2 separate regions of the Homo sapiens genome follow, and region 1 is linked to region 2. The links are chromatin loops, found by intact Hi-C in ENCODE. Cell type or tissue: heart left ventricle. All regions are shown on one strand. Links, peaks and the distances in the headings refer to the core of each region. The heading gives the core; the rest is flanking DNA.

Region 1 (9,742 bases), core at 979-8,978, 72 kb after region 2:
TTATTATTATTTTTTATGACGGAGTTTCACTCTATTGCCCAGGCTGTAGTACAGTGGCGCCATCTTGGCTCAATGCAATCTCCGCCTCCCGGGTTCAAGGAATTCTCCTGCCTCAGCCTCCTGAGTAGCTGGGATTACAGGCGTGCGCCACCACGCCCGGCTAATTTTTGTATTTTTAGTAAAGATGGGGTTTCACCATGTTGGTCAGGCTGGTCTCGAACTCCTAACCTCGTGATCCACCCGTTTCGGCTTCCCAAAGTGCTGAGATTAAAGGCGTGAGCCCCCGTGCCAGCTACTTTTTGAATTAAAACAATACAACGCTTAAAAAAATTTACAAAGCAATGCATACCCTTTGCAAAAGGCTAAGGAGACAGGGAGAAATAATTATAGTTGTTGTATTTGTTGATTCTGTTACAAGTTGCATATTCCTTATCCTAAATCCTGGGACCAGAAGTGTTTTGGATTTTGGATTTTTTTTTATTTTGGAATATATGCATATGCATGATGACATATCTTGGGGTTGGGGCCCAAGTCTAAACACAAAATTTATTAATGTTTCATATACATCTTACATGTGTAGCCTGAAGGTAATTTTATACAATATTATTAATAATTTTGTTCACAAAACAAAGTTTTGATGGTCTTTTGACTGCGACCCATCACATGGGGTCAGGTGTAGAATTTCCTACTTGTGGTGTCATGTTGGCATTCAAAAAGTTTTGGACTTTGGAGCATTTCAGATTTTTGGTTTTCAGATTAAGAATGCTCAACCTCTACTACGTGTGCCTGGCACTGTTCTGAGATCTTGATATGTATAATCTCATTTAATCTTCACAATATAGTACACTGAGAAGAATGATGGCCCCATTTTACAGGTGAAGAAACTGAGTAACTGAGAGGCTAGCTAACCTGCTCTAAATCACACAGCTAGTAAGAGGAGAGCTAGGATAGAGGCGAATCAAAGTCACCCATAATCCCATCTTTCCTAGAGAAGGCCACTGTTAAGATCTTAATATTTGTTAACCGTGTTATGCGTATACGTGCGTGTGTTTGTGTATGCACATATAAGAGGACCTTTAATTACAGATATGTGACAAAATCTTATCCCATGACAGTTTCCTCCTTCCTCTTTTTCCTCTTCCTTGCTTTGGCTTTGACTGGGACCTTTCCCCCTACTTTTGGGGGATTTTCCAGGACACATCTGGAGAGTCTCTTTTGTGCAGATCAGGAAGCCAGGCTCTTGAGTAAAAAATAAGGCCTTTGCTGAAGCAGAGGAAATCAGAAAGACCACCTGATGGCAACGTTCTTGGAGGGAAGGGACCCCCAGAGGTGACATGCAGGTGGGAAGCACAAAAGTTGCCAGGCCGTGGGGGTCAGTGGGTGACTTGGCCAAAGATGCTACCCCTGGCTTCTTCGATGCTGCAGGGACCAGGCCTGTGTCCAGTTAGGCTGAGTTGAACCCTGTGACCATTTTGAAAAAAGGGCTGTGGACAGAGTAATAGAGAATGTGTTCTGGATACAGAAGCCAGGAAGTCATCTCAGCTTTGAGGAGGGCTGGCCAGGGGCCAGAGTTCAGGGGAGCGCTGGCCCTGGGCTTGCCGAGCATCCAAGCTCTCTAGGCCTGCCCTCGACCCCCCAAGCCCTTGTTCTCACCCCACCCCAATCCACCCGTGGCCCCTCACCTTCCATAGCTGCACACTCCTTATTGTTCAGGAACAAAGGCAGTTCAGATTTTTGAAAAAGAAGGAGAACAAATAAACTCCGCGGAACTCATCCTGCTTGTAAGTGAGCGGGTGGCTCTGGCCCCCGACTTGGGGAGTCATGCAGGCCCTGGTGGTGGTGTCGGGAGGTGGTGGGGGGGCGGGCCCTGGGACAGCTTAGCTGGAAGGGAGCGGGGGCAGGGAGGTGCAGCAAGATAGGAACCGTTGGTGATTTATGGCGCCAATAAGCACAATGGCTCAGTCTTGTGGTTTCCCCTTAAGATGTGTCTGAGCGCAGCCCCCTTGGAGCATCACCTATGTGTGCTGAGGTCAGGAGCCCAGCGTCTCTGCTCTCTGCCAATGGGTGCCCGCCCCACCCCCCGCTGGGGGCTCAGGGAGCGCCCCTACCTGGGTCTGAAGGGCGAGGGGAAGATGTACAGGCATGACGTGGAATGTGGCTTCAATCAGGAAGGTGCAGGGGGACGAGTTGGTGAGCAGAAAGGTCTGGCTTCCTCTTAGGGACAGAGCCCAGGATGCATAGACTGGGAGGGTATTTTGGAGAATCAGCCAGTGAGTAGATTACATTTTGGCGGCCGTCTTGCTGCTTTGAGCTTCAGCCAGCCTGCCCTGGATTGTCCCAGGCTAGAATTCTGGGGTGCTGGAGGTACCAACATTTGTTGAGTGTCTACTGTGTGCTGGGTGCTGGGCTAAACCCTGAACACTTCACTTCTGTTCTTTAAACTTTACAATGCCACCCTGCATAAGTATTACTATTAGTTTCATTTTTCAGATAAGGAAAGTGAAACCCAGAGAGCTCAAATAGCTTACCCAAAGTCCACGGCTAGTAGGAGGCAGAACTGGGATTCAAACCTAAATTTGTCCAAATCTAGAACCTTTGCTTTTAAATGCCACACCTGAGGGATCTCAAGTTACCTTAAGAACCAAGGAGCCCTAGTATGCTTCAATGCTTAAGGGTTGAGTTTGCTAAGGGGCAGGCCTGGCAGAGGTGGTGGGGTGGGGTGGGGGACAAAGAGGACACGGAAGCAGGTCTCCAGAAGCCCTCCAAAGTGAACCTAGACTACTCTCTAAACAGCAGACTGTTTCCAAAGCCTGTGCAGTCTGGGGTCCACTATGACCAACTGATCTGCTGGTAGGCAACTGGCACACTCACCTTGAAGACTAAGACATTTTTCTTTCTGAAAGTTTGACTTCAGGACTAACTCCATCTGGCCTGTTGGCTTCCAGTGCTGTTCCTGACTGCAGAGAGAGAGAGAGAGAGAGAGAGAGAGAGAGAGAGAGAGAGAATGCAACGTTGACTTGTAAGCTAGTGGATGTCAAAGTTCTGGCTTCCCACCGTGGACTTCAGCCTTGGCCGCTTTCAGTTGTCGGGGTCACTCAGAAGCTCATCTTTGTTTGGCCATTTGTTGGGCTAAGAGTGACCAGGCAGATGGTTCTCCTGGGCACAGGTGGCTGTCCTGCCCCTTTCCCCTCCCTCACCCTCCAGCAGGCTCCTGTGTGTCTTACCCCTCCCTCTGCAGCCAGGCACTGAGCAGGGATGTTTCCCTCTCCTCTAGGAGCTCAGATGCTGGAAACAGCATTACCTTCGCTTGAGGGAAACGCGGAACCAGCCCGAACGGAAATGTTGTCAAGAATCCCAGTGCCCATTACTTCCCTTCTGCTAGTGCCACTTTAACAGCTTGAGCCTTCCCCTGTGGGCTTGCTGGGGCAGGTCAGGAGAGTCTCCTGCCAGTGCTGGGCCACCGGCTTCTGGCAGGCTGGAGAGACCTGGCCCCTCAGGCAGGCTGCACGGCCGCCCAAGAAGGCTGTTCCTTGGCTGCCTGGGCCCCTCCAGGCAGTACCAGCACACTCTCCGGTGGCCCGAGCGAGGTCCTCTGTGTGTGGGGAGGTACAGGCAGGCCCTGCTGACTGCAGGCCCCTTTTTTGCCATTCACCGGCTGCTTTCTGCACCCCAGGTCGACGACGCCGGGCAAAACCTTGGCAAGATGGCACTGGGGGGTGGAGGGTTGTACAGCCACAGGTTCTTCCTGGGAGGGCCTGGCTGGAGGTGAGTCACTGAACCCCCTGCAGTTGAGTCCATTCCTCTCGGAGAGCTTAGTGATGTCCTCACAGTCAGTGGCCTCCAGGCTTCTGGGAGGGAAAGAGCCGTGGAAGAGGCTGCCTGCCTCCTGGTGATGGCTCAGAGAAGGGGCGCTCCCCAGGGCCTGGCCGCTACCAGCCGCACGAGCCCCGAATGGACATACGCAGATTTGTTTTTCATCTGTGACTGAGAGGTTTTCAGGCCCCTTTGGCACGAAGATTTCCCTGGCTCTCAGTAAACCAACACTCTGGGGCGTGACAGACCTAAGCGACTGGCATGTACAAGGCCCGGGCTACACAGAGCCACCAGGAGGCCCACCAGCAGGCAGGCTGGCAAGGCTGGGTGACAGCATGAGTTTTGGAGTCAGATGGAACTGGGTTCAAATTTTGGCTTCATAATCTTGTGAGTTATTTTCCTTCCTGGCTCCCCAGTCTCCTGGTCTGGAAAATGAGGACAATAAAAGATTCTTTCCAGGGTTACTGGGAGACTTCAACTGGATAGCACTTGTAAGAGCTGAGGCCGGGCCCCTGTAATCCCAGGACTTTGAGAGGCCAAGGCAGGAGGATTGCTTGAGCCCGGGAGTTTGAGACCAGTCTGGGCAACATAGCAAGACACCATCTCATATTTTGTTTTTTTTTAAATTATTTTTTTTTTGAAAGGGAATCTCACACTCTCTCCCAGGCTGGAGTGCAGTGGTGCAATCTTGGCTCACTGCAACCTCCATCTCCTGGGTTCAAGCAATTCTCCCACCTCAGCCTCCCAAGTAGCTGAGATTACAGGTGTCTGCTACCATACCCAGCTAATTTTTGTATTTTAGTAGAAACGGGATCTCACCATGTTGAACAGGTTGGTCTCAAACTCCTGACCTCAAATGATCCAACTGCCTTGGCCTCCCAAAGTGCCGGGATTACAGGCGTGAGCCACCATGCCTGGCTGTCATTTTTTTTTTTTAATAGAGCTGGGCTCAATGCCAGCCACATGACAAGTGCTCAGGGATGTAGCTGCTGTGACTCTTCCTGGGTGCTTTGTCTCCCATCCTTGGCAAGTACTTCCTCCTTGCTCTTCCTTGTTTGCCCACCGTCTTTCTTCAGGTGCAAGGTGGTCTCAGGCAGCCACAGGGGCTGGGAGGAGAACTTATCTGATAAACTTATTCTTAACCGGCAACAGGATCTGAAAGTGTTAGTGTCGGGAGTATTTGCTTTTTTTTTGAGACAGGGTCTCACTCTGTTACCCAGGCTGGAGTGCAGTGGCCCGATCTTGGCTCACTACAACCTCCACCTCCTGGGTTCAAGGGATCCTCCCACCTCAGCCTCCCAAGTAGCTGGGCCTACAGGCATGCACCACCACATTCAGCTAATTTTTTGTGTTTTTAGTAGAGACAGCGTTTTGCCATGTTGCCCAGGCTGGTCTCGAACCCCTGACCTCAAGTGATCCTCCCGCCTCGGCCTCCTAAAGTGCTGGGATTACAGGTGGGGGCCACTGTGCCAGGCCAGGTATTTGCATTTTAACCCACCTCAACCTCATGGGAGGAATTTATTCGTTCAATAAACATTTACTGAGATATTATCTTAGACTAAGCTATTATCATCACTAAGCCCCCGCCATGTGCCGGGCAGACTTGTTATATGATGTCATCTTTATAACCAGCATTAGGAAGAAGATTTAGTACCCTTCACATTTTACAGATGAAGAAAGTGAGGTTCTGAGTCCTGAAGTCTCATAGCTGTGCCCAGATCTAACTGATGCTAGTACCTACTTCTAAGCCACAGGCTCTGAGCTGGGTCCTGGGGCTGCAAACTGGAATAAACCCATCCCTGACTGCAACAAACATCCTGTCCATGGATGGAGACAGGCAAAGAAACCCGATTCCTAACATGCAGCAATAGCAATAGACATGGGGTTTTGTGGGCACAGAATAGGACATACCAGGGGGCCTTTGGGAACATATGGCTGGGAACATTAACCCATGTTCTCTATGTGGATCCAAAGGCATGCAGAATAGAATTTATTCTCCCACCTTCTGAGGGATCAGCCCACCCATCTAAAATCATCCCCAGAACAGCCTTTCTCTCTCTCTCTCTCTTTTTTTTTTTTTTTTTTTTTTGAGACAGGGTCTCACTCTGTTGCTCAGGCTGGAGTGCAGTGGTGCGGCTCAAGTGATCCTCCCACTTTAGCCTACCGAGTAGCTGGGACCACAGACACAAGCCACTACGCCTGGCTGATTTTTTTTTTATTTGTAGAGATGAGGTCTCGCTATGTTGCCCAGGCTGATCTTGAACTCCTGGCCTCAAGCAATCTTCCTGCTTCAGCCTCCTAAAGTGCTGAGATTACAGGCATGGGCCATTGCACCCGGCTGAACAGCCTCTTTCAAATGTCAAATTACTTCAAGGGCATACCTTGGAATCAAGAGATGTTTCTCTATGTTGTTGCCTCCAACTTCCTTTTTTTTTTTTTTTGAGACAGAGTCTTGCTCTGTTGCCCAGCCTGGAGTGCAGCGGCATGATCACTGCTCACTGCAACCTCCGCCTCCCAAGTTCAAGCGATTTTCCTGCCTCACCCTCCCGAGTAGCTGGGATTACAGGCACCTGCCACCACGCCTGGCTAATTTTTGTAATTTTAGTAGAGACAGGGTTTCCCCATGTTGCCCAGACTGGTCTCGAACTCCTGACCTCAAGTGATCTGCCTGCCCTGGCCTCTGAAAGTGTTGGGATTACAGGCATGAGCTACCGTGCCCAGCCCCGCCTCCCCCAACTTCTTTTTGTTGTTGTTGAGACAGAGTCTTGCTCTGTCGCCTAGGTTGGAGTGCAGTGGCACGATCTCAGCTCACTGCAACCTCTGCCTCCCAGGTTCAAGCGATTCTCCTGCCTCAGCCTCCTGAGTAGCTGGGATCACAGGCGTGCACCACCATGTCTGGCTAATTTTTGTATTTTCAGTAGAGGCAGGGTTTCACCATGTTGGCCAGGCTGGTCTCGAACTCCTGACCTCAGGTGATCCGCCTGCCTTGGCCTCCCAAAGTGCTGGGGTTACAGGTGTCAGCCTCCTCGCCTGGCCTCCCAACTTCTTATATATGCCTCCCAAGATAATTGAGGCATATATACAAGGCTATATGTATATGATTATATATAAATGTGTTATTTTAAAGAAAGGCAAGTGATAGCACTGTGAGTGGACAGTACAACAGGAGAACAGTGTGTATAGTAAAAAGCAAGTCCCCCTCCTGGCTCTACTTTCCTTCTTGAAGGCTATCCCAGCTGCCAACTTCTAACACAAGGTTATGCACATATGTCCTTTTTAAAAAGACACATGATGGCGTATCATAAACATACCATAAAATTCCCTATTTCCTGTTTTTTCACTTAACAGTATAATCTCACCCAACATTCTGCACCAATATCTATAGTTCTATTGCATTCTCTTTAATGGCAGCATAACATCTTTTATGGGTATAACAGACTTTGTCTAACCAGTCTCCTATCAATGGATTTTAACTCAGGTTGTTTCTGGTCATTTTTAGTTACAAATCATCCTGTCATGAAGATCCCTTTACATAGATTTTTACTCACATATGGTATACCTGTATACCTTTGTTGGAGAAAAGGGTATGCATTTTAACATGGAAAACCATTAATGTATACCTGACTATGTCAAATTCATGCCTAAAATCCCATCCAAAGAAATGAATCACTAAGGGTGAAATCCTGACCATCAGCAAGGGACACCATTTCCTCAAGTATAGCCTGCCTGCCCACCTTGAGAGTGGCCTCCCCTTCTCTCCAGTTCCCAAGCCTGAGTACCAGTGAGCAGAGGAAGCTGGGGTACTCTGGCTCCTGAACCCCTCTGGGGAGGGCCCAACTGTGTTCTCTGTGGGTAGAAGTTCCCTCTCTAATCAGTTTTCCCACTGCATTTCATTGGCGGCCAAGAGAGGCTTTCATAACTCTTGCTATCTTTACAATATGTCGTTCAAATTTAAAACATGCTAAAAGGGAGAAAATATTTATAGAATTTTTCTCTGGAAGAAAAAAAAAACCCTACTTTTAAGCCCAGCCAATGACATTTCTGGAAACCACAGAGGGAAAACAGCAACAACTCGCAGAAGATAAAATGGACTAATTACACAACAGATCTCTAATTTAAGAAACTAGCTGCATTCTTCTGTGTTTTTTTTTTTTTAGATGACAGAGAATAAAAATACTGGTTTACCAGCTTATTAAAAAAATCATCCAACAGCTCCTAACCTTCTCTTCTGCAAGATGACATGTATCTGTTCTCGAGTACACATGGTGTACTGGCCTCAGTGAGGGCTGTAGAGAAGGGTCCCTATGGTGGGGTTTCTTGGCCTGTGAAATAGTTTCCCATGGGAAGAACAGGGATCCTGCTGCCTGAGTTATTTAAATCTTGGAGTCTTCCTTCCTTTTCCAAAGCTCTGGGAGCATCTCCATGGCCACAGCTGTTGTGGACACCCAGCCTAGTGGCCTGGCTTTGGGGTGGCCGAGGTAGGTCTATGTTAACTAGTACCTTGCCCTCTCCACATATTCCAGCCCTCTGAGCTGCCACCGGGACCCTAACTGGCCCTTTTCAACAAATACCCCAGGTTTCTAGAATAATTCCTTAGCTATAGGGTGGTTAGCAAAGAAACCAGGTACCCCCTCACTTCTCCCTTGTTTCTGTGAATCCCAGCCTGAGTGCTTCCAAACGGGCCACAAAGGGAAGCTTTTCCTAGCTGGAATTTCCAGAAGCCAAAACACGACTGCAGCCAAAACCTCCCCGTGAACTTCGTTTCTGTTTGGATTTTTATGGAATCGGTTTCTCTCAGACACACATCCTGTGGGACCACGCTCCTTCCCCTTCCCTTATTTTTATGTATGAATGGATTATGTTGGCTGTTTAATGGGTTTGCAGCAAACGCAGGCCACCGAGCCGTTTTAATGAGGTCTCTCGCTGGCCAGCCCGTGGCTTTCAGAGGCCTTGAGAGACCCGGAGAGAGGGTTCCCTGGTGCCTGGATGGGATTTGCTCTCTGCTCTCTGCTTGGGAATCTTGGCTACACCGGCGCTACTCTGATTTGCGGGGGGATTTGGGGAAAGTTCTTTAATCTCCTAGGCTTGCAGTGTAGACCTGAGCTAACACCAGCACTGGGGCCTTAGCAGAACCAGCGCGAGGAATCCTTGTGGAAAACAAAGAATAACAGTGAGAAAGGAGCGAGGGGCTCTGAGGGGGCCGTGCTCGTGGGGAGAGGGATGGCTTCTCTGCGGGCCGGAGCCTAGACCTCAATTCTCAGCATGGAGTTCAGCTGCAGTTGGCTAGGCCTCAGTTTCCCTGGTTTGCCTTTTCTTAGTCGGCTTTGATGTGTTGATTTGTGAACTTATTATCCATCTGTCCAGCACACACAGAGCCAGCAGGCAGGGTAGGGTGACGGAGGGTGGGTGCAGGGAATGCACATCCAAGGGCTCTAGACAGCCCTGGACCTTCCCTTTGAGCTGTAGGGGCCTGAAGAACAGGCCTTCTCTTTTTGGGGGGATCAAAACTTTCATCTGGAATCGGGGTGCCTCTCTCTTCCCAGTGACCCACTCTTGCTGGGAATGAATACGCCTTGGTTCCTGTGATTGTTTTCTGGGCTGGCAAGGGCGGAATGGAGAATCGTGGCCCCTCCTGCCTCACCTCTCAGCCTCCTGCTCTGCCTGGAGACGCCTTGTCATCTGCATTCCCAAGGGGCCCTGCTGTCATTGGCTTCCAGGAAGACTGACAGATGAGGCTTCCCTAGCAGTGGGTCCCCACCCTTCTCCCCTAGGGACCCCTTTTATGAAATCTCTCCCAGGACTCCCAGGTTGACAGTGGCTATGTGGGGAAGGCCAGAGATTCCTGGCCTATTGGATTCCACCGGGGCTGGGGGGTGGGGGAAGTCATTGACGCAGTGGGAGCATCTCCCTAGCCCATCTCCACTCCCAG
Region 2 (9,742 bases), core at 1,203-9,202:
CAGCCTCACGTTTGGAAGGAGTTGAGAGTCAGCCGAGTCGAAGGATCCCGCTCCTGCTTGCTGTGTTCTCTAGGGAGATAATGTCGAAGAAAACAGTGAAGGGGTGGGAGTGGAGGGCGCTGGGGAACACAGAGCGTCAGCCTCTCCCATAGTGCCCACGCTTCAAAATGCATAACACCCAGAGGAAGGTGAGACATCCTCATGCCCATTTTAGAGGGTTCAGAGAGGGCAAGGGCCGCAGAAGGTCACACAGACAACAATCGGTTGTGCGAAAAGGGTCTTTAACTCCATTTCTTGGGCTTCCTCACGGGTTTAGACCTCCAGGATTACCCAGGTCTTGGTCTCTCGGGATTCCGGGAAGGGTCTTTCCTGGCGCCTCGAGTGGAGGTCAAGGCCAGCCAGGCGACTGGAAGGCCTCTGGTTGCCAGTCTGCAGTCAAGCATCCTTTTTGGCAGCGGCTCAGTAAGTGGGGTGGTCTGGTTAGGGACTGCAGGAAATTGTCTGAGCTAGATTAAATATTTTACAAAACCTTCGGGGGGCCTACGGTTGACTTGAAGCTGGCAATGTTAAACCAAACAAAAGTTAACGAGTTCTCTCCTGACTTTTTAGGTACAGTTCAGAGAAAACGGTGGGTAGCGCTCTTTAGAGGAAGCAAGTTTAATAGCGTTTCCTCTCATTTTTCTCCGTATCATTCTCTCTGCTGCTTGTAGAGCCTCATAGCCTCTCTGGGGCTGGGGTGGCAGAAAGGCCTCTTCGGGGTCCCTCTTTGAAAGGGCTGCAGCCGACTTGAGCTCCTGCGGCCACTGAATTCCATGCTTCTGACTCCTGCTTGGAGTAAAGTGCAGCCTCACCGGAAGTGCATGGCCCTAGGAACTGCACAGGACACAGTGCAGACACCTGAGGCCTCTTCTGGCCTTCCCCTAGGGCAACCCACGGGGTGGGAGGAGAAAGGCCTACACTTCAGGACTCACGACCTAGTAACAGCCTTTTCCTCGTTTTCTCTCCCTCTTTTGAGTCTTTAGCTGCAAATCCTGCACTGCTTTCTGAGGGTTGTCCTCAGTGTTTCCCTCCCTGAATCGCACACCCTTTTGTCCCTGCCTCCTGGCTTGAGTGTGACTGCTCCCTTGCACGATGCCCACCCCATTCCCATATTCAAGTTGCAGTGTAGAAGCTCTGCAGGCCAGAACTGAACTGCGGCCCTGCGAGAGAAGGAGGCAGCTTGACCTTTGCAGGAAGGGAAGAGAAGGCAGATTCACAGCTCGCAGCGCTGCAGGGAGACACAGAGATGCAGGCGTTGTCACAGCACCAGCAGCTCTAAGGGGAGCCTGTAAGAGGAAACCAGCTCCAGGAGGCGAGGGAGCTTCTGTGCGGAGTGTGTGCCCCAGCGAGATGCACAGGCCGCGCAGTGAGAGAGGAACTGCCTGGGGGAGCTGTGGCTGCTGCCAGCTCAGCGCAGTGTGGGGGTGGGATGGGGGCTCAGAGAGGCTGGGGGGCTAAGATTAGGGCTGCCGTGGAGGATGGGGCCTCTGGAGAAGACAATAACTAAAGGAAGCTGCTCTGAAGAGGCCAGACCACCTGCGTATGGCTCATCAGATGGGGGGCAAGGTCCCAGCAGCTTAGGAAAGTATGCCCTAGGAAAGATAGATTTGCCAAAGGACACAGAGACTGGAGCTTGGTTGGGTTTTTACACATTAATTTTTGGGGGTGGCATCTTTGAGACAGGACCTTCCTAGGGAAAAATAGAGAGCCCTATACTTCTAAATCCCAGGGGATCCCAGGCGCAATGAGCTACTCAGCGGGCAGCCCAGGCCCACCTAGGGTTTGTGTCCGGGCAAGGGGCTCCAGAGCGTGCAGCCCACATAGGTCCCTAACCAGGCTTTGGGGGAGGGGGTGGGTAGTGAAGGGGTGTGCCCGCTGTATATAGAGGCAGCTGCCATTTGAGGGTGGAGGTGGGGAAGGTGATGCCTCAGCTTCGGCGCTGGAAACCATTGTTTGAGTCTGCACCCAGCGCTTCTCCAGCAGGGCTAATTCTCCACGTGTCCAATTTTCGTGTCTGAAAAAAAACAGCAGCACAGAAACAAAACCATATGACAGGACTGGGCTGCAAACCTTGAAGAATCGAGAGGGTGGCGGAGGTTGCGGCTGGGAAGGGGGAGGGTAAATGTGTGTGTGTGTGTGTGTGTGTGTGTGTGTGTGCCTGTGTGTGTGTGTTGGGGGCGGTGGGGTGGCGCACAACTCAAAGTTTCGGCTATTTCCTACCCGATCTCACCTCCCGGCGTGCTCATCTGATGCAGTTCCAACTCCCTCAAACGATTCCGCAGCCCCAGCGCTTGCGGGAGTGTGGAATTACAGTCTGGAAGAAGCGAGGCGCTGCCGCGAGAGGCGACGCACCGAACCCGGGAGTGCGGAAGCGCAGGCCGGCAGCAGCGCGACCCCTGGGCAGCCTCTGGGCCGCGGTCAGCCCCTGCGGCTCCGTCCTCCTGCCGGTCCCGAGCGGAGAGATGGGTCAACGCAAACCCTCAGCAGGATGGGGGGAGGGGAAAGAAGGGAGACAAGGCTTTTCCCAGAAAGCGGAGGGGAACTCGCTTCCCATCTCCGAGGCGCGATGATGCCCCCATCCCCCGCGCCCCGACCTCCCTGAGATTCGTTTCCTTAAAAAATAGCCAAAGGCCAAACATTTAGCTACGGGTTGAGTCTTCTTCCCACCCCCACCCGGTGCCCTCTCTGAGTTCTCTAAACCCACGAGGCGCTTTAGGCCTGGCGTCCCCCGCCCTCCCCCGCTTCCGCCTGTGCACGAGCCAGTGGCGGTCACTTCTGCGACTCTTTGGAGGCCGACGGCCAGGAGCTTTGTTCTCCTGGGGCTTCCTGCCCCTCCCCCCTCCAAGTCATCCCGGTTTCCACACTTTATCTGCGCCCCCCCTTTGACGTCCGCGCACACAAACAACCCGGGCCTATAATCTCATTAGCATAGGTCTCGGTCTGGGTGACCGCGAGGCTCCCTGCGCGCCCGCGCGCAGCGCTCTGTTTCGCTGCAAGCCGGAGTTTCCACCATGCATGCACCCGGGGCGGGGGGCGGGGACGTTCCGGGTGACAGTGTTGGCTTTGGGGCAGGCCGGGAAGAGGAGGCCGCCCGGGGCAGCGGGAGCCGCGGGAGGAAGGCCCCTCCCAGCGCCCAGTTGCCTTGGTCCCCGGAGCAGATGGCAACTTTGTCTCCTGGTGTGCGCGCAGCGACTTTCAACACATTGAAAAAGCAGTGCTCAGGCTGTCGGGGAAGCCTCGCTGACATTCAGAACCGATTAAAGACCCGAGACGGTGCCAGGCGCAGTGGAGAGTTATGAATTAATCATGGGGGTTACCGATATCTGAGGCTCCCCAGGGCAGTCCTTCTATTATAAGCAGCCCCCACTGCCCACTCCTGACCCGCTCCCCCCTCCCCCGCCGCCGCAAAGGGGTAGTCGCGGCGTCTTTTGCACTGCCCCAATTAACAGCCACGCGGTAATGTGAAAAGTGTTTGCCCTGCCACCCTCAGTGCGGTCTCAGGCCGGGGCGCTGGGCCTGCCAGACGCTCGCGGAGCAGCTCAGTCTTTGGGATAGGCCCGGAATGAGCTCTGTGCTCTGACCCGGGTATGGGGTGGAGTGATGCTCGTTCTCTGCCTCTGTGGCCCAGGTTCAGCTCCCTTCACCACCGTAGAAGGAGGCCCTAGATAGTGGGCGACGTCGGGGACCACCTACAACCTGGGTGCTTGTTTTGGGTCCCCAGAGCAGCTACAGGCTCGTGGTTTCGCGTTGTGGCTCTGGCGATGTTCCAGATATGGAAAAACGAGGTTCGTGTGTGCCGTGGAACTCCGCAAAGTCCCTGGGCCTCCTAGGAGGAACCCCCATGTCTGGAGTCACCCTAAATGACCCGCACCCCTGGGAATCGAGGCACACATCTCGACCACCGAACTTGCCGTTCTGCGTATTGTTAAATCACGCACACCGTTCTAATCTCCCCTATTTATTTCCCAGGCCTGCCTGGCCACAGATTTCTGCAAGACGGAGCAGGCTTCGGGTTCCTCCTGCTTCCAGAGGGGCCATAAAAAACAGATGGTCTCATTAGGAACAATTTATGCATATATATTTCGAAGAGTTCAGCAGAGCCGGCGTAGGTTTGCAGCCCCTGCGTCAGGCAAGAGCAAAATATCACCACTTGCAAATGTTTCCAGTTTGCAAAATAATGGCCTATCCAAAGTAGCTAAGCAACGAATTACTCAAACACTAGAAGGTTAGATGCCAATATTATCACATTCGTCCTGTTCCTTAAACCGTCCTCCTCCGCGGTCTTTGGATTTCGGATGGAGGCTCCTGGGCCTCACACCCCTACGCCCGCGGCTTCCTTTCATGACTATTTCCAATCTCCAAGTCAAATCACTTATTAATTATAGAGGCAACTCGAGCAAACCCAATTACCCGTAGGCAGCCCTTCCCAGATGGGAAGTCTGTCTCGCACGGCTCCCACGGTGGCCCAGTTTCTTCTGGGGAGGTTTCTTTTGCGTCCGATTTCTTTTTGTCAGTGGTCCGCCAGCGGCCCTGAATGTTTCCTCTGCCTGATTCTTCTTCCTAGAGGCAACTCCATTTTCTTACCCTGTTCCCTTTCCTTCTTCCAAGGAGACATCCCCGCCCCTTAGGAGCCGCTGCCTTCGGGCTAAATTTACCGCCGCGCCAAGTTTAAGCCTTAGGCGTTGCAGATCTGGCGTAGGAATGGCGGAAGCTGTAGACAGAGCCCTATTCATTTGCAAAGGCGGAAGGCAGAGTGATTCGCTCAGTTGGCTGCCCCTCGTCTCGTCTGTCCTCCCTTCAGACGTAGCCGGTGGCTTAGGTTCACCTCGGTTTGTGGGATGTGTCCTAGGACTCCGCGAGGCTTACCCCTGGTGGGAAAAAGCCTACTTCACTTTTAATGTCCTCACAGTTCTGGCCATATGGTAATAATAATGCTAACCACCAGGACTTTGTGCTAAGCATTTGACATATAACTATATCTTCTTTAAACCTCGTAGCCACACTTATACGAATATCCCTCCCATTTTGTAGATAAAGAAACTGAGGTTAAGAAACTGGCCTCAAATCACACAGTTAGTTGAAAATGAAGCCCTTAATCCAAAGCCTGAGTTTGCATTCACAGCGCCAAAGACACCTTCCAGAAGAGTACAAACCATAGGGGGCGGTTGGGGGCCTGTTTGCTTGCAGCAAAGGACGCCTGGGAGCGCAAAGGCCTCGGAGGTTGCAGTCAGGAGGTCTAGGCGTCGAGCTGCGAATAGCAAAGCACGCCGGCGGGACTCCAGGGAAACAGGCACACCTGGGATTTGGGGCGCTAGGGGAGCTGTGCTGGCTAGGGGCAGAGTTTTGGGGTGAAGCGCGGCTGCTAGAGTCTTGCAGCGCGTGGAGCTGGGTACTGCCACCCTTTCGCTACCGCAAAAGTCGCTTCCTCGGCTGTGGTGCCCTTGGGACGCGCTGTGGGGTGCGGTGGGCTCGCCTTGGCGATCTTGAGGGTGTGCAGGGTGCGGGGAGCCTCGGGAGGGTCCCCAGGGGTAGTTGGCCTCGGTCGCGCTGCCAGGGCACCCTCGCTAATATGGAGCCAGCAGTTCCGCGGAGGAGGGGAGGGGAGGAGAGGAGAGGGGAGGAGAGGGGAGCCGAGAGAGGGATGCGCGGGCGAGCTGGTAACCGTCTGCAGCGAGGAGTGTAATTGCCCCTGTGACCGCGGGCGACGAAGGCGGGGCGCTCGCCTGGCCGCCTCCCTCCCACTCCGCCAGCGGCGCGGAGCTGGCTTTTGGCCGAGAAGGCGCGGAGCACCTCCAGGGCCTGGCCGGCTCAGCGCTAGGCGAGGCCACTCCTAGCCCTCGCCGCTTGGACAGCTGTCCCCGGCGCTCCAGCCTGGGGCCTTCCACAGCGCGGGGCCCACTTCCCTCTGCCCCCAGGCCAGTTCAGGCAGCAGCCTCCCTCTTCTTTAGGGTGCGCCCTGGCCGGGGCCTGGGGCTGTCAGCTGCGCCCTGGTGACCCCGCCGCCTCCTTCCCTGGAGAGCGGCGTTGAGGGGGCGAGGCGGCCACCCTCGGATGCCAGGTGGCTTATGTGACCCTCCACCCCACGCCCTGGCCAGGGCGCACCCTGAAGCCGGTGCGCTTCGGGTCGCCCTGGGCCACCACAGATCAGCAAGGCCGACCTCGGCTGCGCGGCACTTGGCCGTGGGTCCCAGGGTCAGAAGGTAGAAGGGCCGTCGGGGCAGTCTCTGCGCCCCCGGATCTCCCCGCGCTTTCGGCGTGTGAGCTTTGTCCTTTGGTGGGGCTCCTGGCCACGGGCCGAACGGAGGGGGCCGGGCCGGAGGTGGGGAGGGAGGCCGAGGCCGGCCAGGGATTCCGGAGTTTGTAACCCGTGTAGTTTCTGGCTTTCACGGCTCGTTTGAAATCCTCCCACAGGAAGATGTCTGCCAAGGAGGCCTGCGCGGCTCGGAGCCCCGCGCGGCCACCCGGGTGTGTGAGTGTGCGGTGTGTGTGTGTGTGTGGATGTGTGTGGATGTGCGTGCCTGCGCCCGCTATTCCCGGGAGGGGAGGGAGAGCCAGCGCCGGCACTTTCCCGGCGGCAGCGCTGCGAGAGTGGCGTGCGGCGCAGGGCCTGGCACCCAGGGCTCGCCCGCGCCCCGGGCTCGGCCCCGCCGGCACCCCGCGCCCCTCTAGCGCCTTTCTCCCTGCCCCCGCGGCAGGAACTGTTAACCCAGGCAGGTGACGGCGCCCCGGCGCCCGTCGTGCGTTGGTCTTTATACCTCGTGAGTTCAACACTAATGAGTTATGGGTTGGCCCACGAAAACATAATGTGTAAATTAGGAATTTAATGATGTGTAAGATTAAAAGCTGCGCAGGGTTGCATTTATTTAAGGCTGCCATCTTGTGTTCGCAGAGAAATTACTTGAACGACATTGACCCCCCTCGCCCAGAGGACTGGAAATGGCGCGGGGGCGGGGGTGGCTTGTGGGGTTCCAGGCAGTGGGACTTGAGGCCCCTCGGGGCTGTTGTAGGGTAGGAGGGAGCCCTGCGCGCGGGCTGGGACTGACTTTGGGTGGTTGCCTATGCAGGAAGCCTGTAGAGCGGCAGATTAAGACCCCTCCCGCCCCATCCTCTTTCCTGGGTCCAGGATTGGCAAGACTCGGGGTGGGGGGGTCGTCAATTCTTGGAAAAGTTATTGCTCCAACCTGTCTTGATGCCCTTCGTACTTTGTAGGGGTTGTTTCCAGAATTCAAAAGCACCTCTTTTTATACAGTTATTATATTATTGTCTTTTACCCATTTCTCTTTAGTTGCCCAAACCCAAGCTGCAGGGGTTGGGTCTGCCCTCATTAAGATAAAACCTGTCCCGTGAGCTAACCTGGGTTCCCCCAGATACAGACAGGCCAGGACTCTGGATCCTGAATCCTTGGGTTTACACAAATTTGCGTCACTTTTTGTGGGATATTTTCTTCCTTTTTTGCAAACTCGATGGGAATTTGAAAGCAGAGATTCCCTGCTCTTATGCTCTGACATTGGGGCTCCCTGCCCTATCTATGCCTGCGTGCCTGGGCACAAGCCAGCAACCACCTCCACCTTTGTCATGTTGATCCGGGATGATATCTCTGGAACTAGGGAGATTTGTCTCCTGCAGTTTTCTTTCTGCAGCAAAGGCTCCTGTCGCTGTATGTGCCTTGAGGCTTTCTCACAGGTGCTTCTCAGACCCAGGGGAGGCCTGTGATGCCATCTTGGGAGGCCAGACCAGAATTGCCACCAGGCCAGGCCTTCCATCTGGTTCCGCTACTAGGGTGACTTGCAGATGGGATTCCTCTCATGGCCACGAGATCTGAGACTTCTTGGACAGTCTCTGGCCAGCCCTGCAGCAGCTGCCTTCCTCCCTCAGGGACTGCTTTCTGCTTGGAAGAATGAGATGGCTTGGGATGGATGGAGTTGTAGCGCTTTGGGGGATCGGGCAGGCATAAAAACAGATGAAGAAAGGATCGGTTCATGAACTTTTATTTAAGGAATGAAGGCTTGTCTTGGTAAATTATAGAGTACCAGTGCCCCGAGGGACTTTCAAAGGCTTCCAGTGTGTGTTTTCTAGGCCTTGAAAGAGTTAATTGGAGAAATGCTGCTCCTGGTTTGTCTGTTTGCTCAGGCCCCACACTTATCTAACCAATCGCTGAAGGGATATAACTTTAGAAGTTTCATTCTCTTTCCCACTTGGCTGGGAGTTTCAGAAAACCCCTGCTTAAGTAATCATGATAATCCTTTCAAATTCCTTAGGGTCTGAGGCCATTTGGTGTTCCCACTGGAGTCTTGTTAAAAAAAGGCAAGGAGAGAAAAAGCATGTAATAAAGAACATTGCAACACATCTCCGTGAAAACATCCCCCCTGACATGGATCTGGTGCTCAGATAAACTTGTCCCCAGGTTTCTGAGAAATGCTACTGCCAGGCCTGGATGTTGGCCAGGAAGGGAAAGATCAAAGGGAAGCCAGGTGAGAGACCATCTTTTCCCTCTTGGTGAAAACATGAAGGGGACGTGTGGCCTCCCTGGGGGCAGGTGGGAAGCAGATGTCATTGCAGGGAGCAGGTCAGAGTGGTAGGCCTTTGAGGTACTACTGATCAGATACCAGGACTGCTGTTCTCAGGAAGAAGGTGTGTGGTTTTCTGAGCTGCTTCAGCCAGCTCTTTCTCATTGGTGTATGTTTTATGATGTCCATGAGGGGGTCTTTCAGCTCTGGACCTCCTCCACCCAGATCAGCCTGTCGTAGAAAAATGCTAGGTCCCTAGCCACACTGTTCCTGATCCAGGCCGGAAGGGCCCCGGACATCCCAGCCTTTTGTGCAGCCCCGGCCTCCTTCAGTCCAAGAGGATTTTGTTTTCCCCAAAGAAATTCTTCACTGAGCTATCACAGTAGGCTGGCCAGAACCTGTTCCCATTTCTGGTGACATTCTCTGGGGTTTTGTTTAGTCCTTTATGCACCATTCCCTAGGAGGCTGCAGGAGGAAGTTAAAGAACGCTTGGCTGCAATTTTGTAGGTCTGTTCTTGTCCTGTTCTGCAGCTGAGCTATTCCTGCACACTTAGGCAGGCCTCCTCCCCTCTCTGCACCCTGGTGAGCTGAGGGGTGCGGAGGGCGATGATTTGCAAGGGTCTTTTCAGCTTAGACATTCTGGTATTCTCTTTGATAAGGCCAGATGTAGCTAGGGTTCTAATCCCCAAAACTGGATGTAGCTGGGTAGAGGCGAATGGCAGCTTTTGATGGACTGGGGAGGTTTTGGTACTTATGGCTTTTTTGGCAACTCCTCTGTGGTAGACAGCCTTGGCTTTGCTTGTTTAACATTTGGCCCCCCTTCTAGATTCAGAACCCACACTTTGGGGGAGCCACTGCTCTGTGACTCTCAGTCCCTGTGCTTTGTGGGGAGGGGACCAACTCCATCTCCTGGCTGTAGAAGAGGGATGAATAGAGCATTTGAACCTGCTCCCTCACCCCACCCTGGGCCACAACAGTTGGTTCAGAGGTGGGTGTGGACCCCAAGTGGGTCCCAGAGAGACAATTTCAGAACTTGCTATTTCTTTCTTTCTTTCTTTCTTTCTTTCTTTCTTTCTTTCTTTCTTTCTTTCTTTCTTTCTTTCTTTCTTTTCTTTTCTTTTCTTTTCTTTTCTTTTTTTTTTTTTGAGATGGACTTTCACTCTTGTTGCCCAGGCTGGAGTGCAATGGCGTGATCT

What was found. A loop is a pair of places that touch in the nucleus more often than their neighbours do. Peaks named below come from ENCODE experiments on the same cell type or tissue, not always from the same donor. Only the 100,000 strongest peaks of a DNase experiment are listed, where the experiment ranks them.
Region 1: it touches region 2 in a loop (2.4-fold over the local background); 3 of 110 quality-filtered maps call a loop at or near these places.

What each region holds. Positions count from the first base shown.
Region 1 is chrX:39,929,809-39,939,550 of GRCh38, reverse strand. It overlaps LOC105373180 (a long non-coding RNA gene), which reads right to left. Exons shown (of 5, transcript XR_949028.3): 2 at 2,872-2,957; 3 at 2,109-2,242; 4 at 1,683-1,701; 5 at 457-1,484. Among named protein-coding and RNA genes, the nearest start is that of LINC03053, 75 kb to the left of the region's middle. RefSeq lists an enhancer at 2,363-2,592. In heart left ventricle, for the core only: no CTCF peak of the experiment used is centred there; no DNase peak of the experiment used is centred there; H3K27ac peaks cover 1,408 bases.
Region 2 is chrX:40,002,329-40,012,070 of GRCh38, reverse strand. It overlaps LINC03053 (long intergenic non-protein coding RNA 3053), which reads right to left and starts at 2,821. Exons shown (of 2, transcript XR_007068218.1): 1 at 2,270-2,821; 2 at 1-2,053. RefSeq lists enhancers at 1-30, 3,054-3,681, 4,901-5,837, 7,351-7,873. In heart left ventricle, for the core only: no CTCF peak of the experiment used is centred there; DNase peaks (open chromatin) are centred at 2,900 and 5,800; H3K4me3 peaks cover 1,762 bases.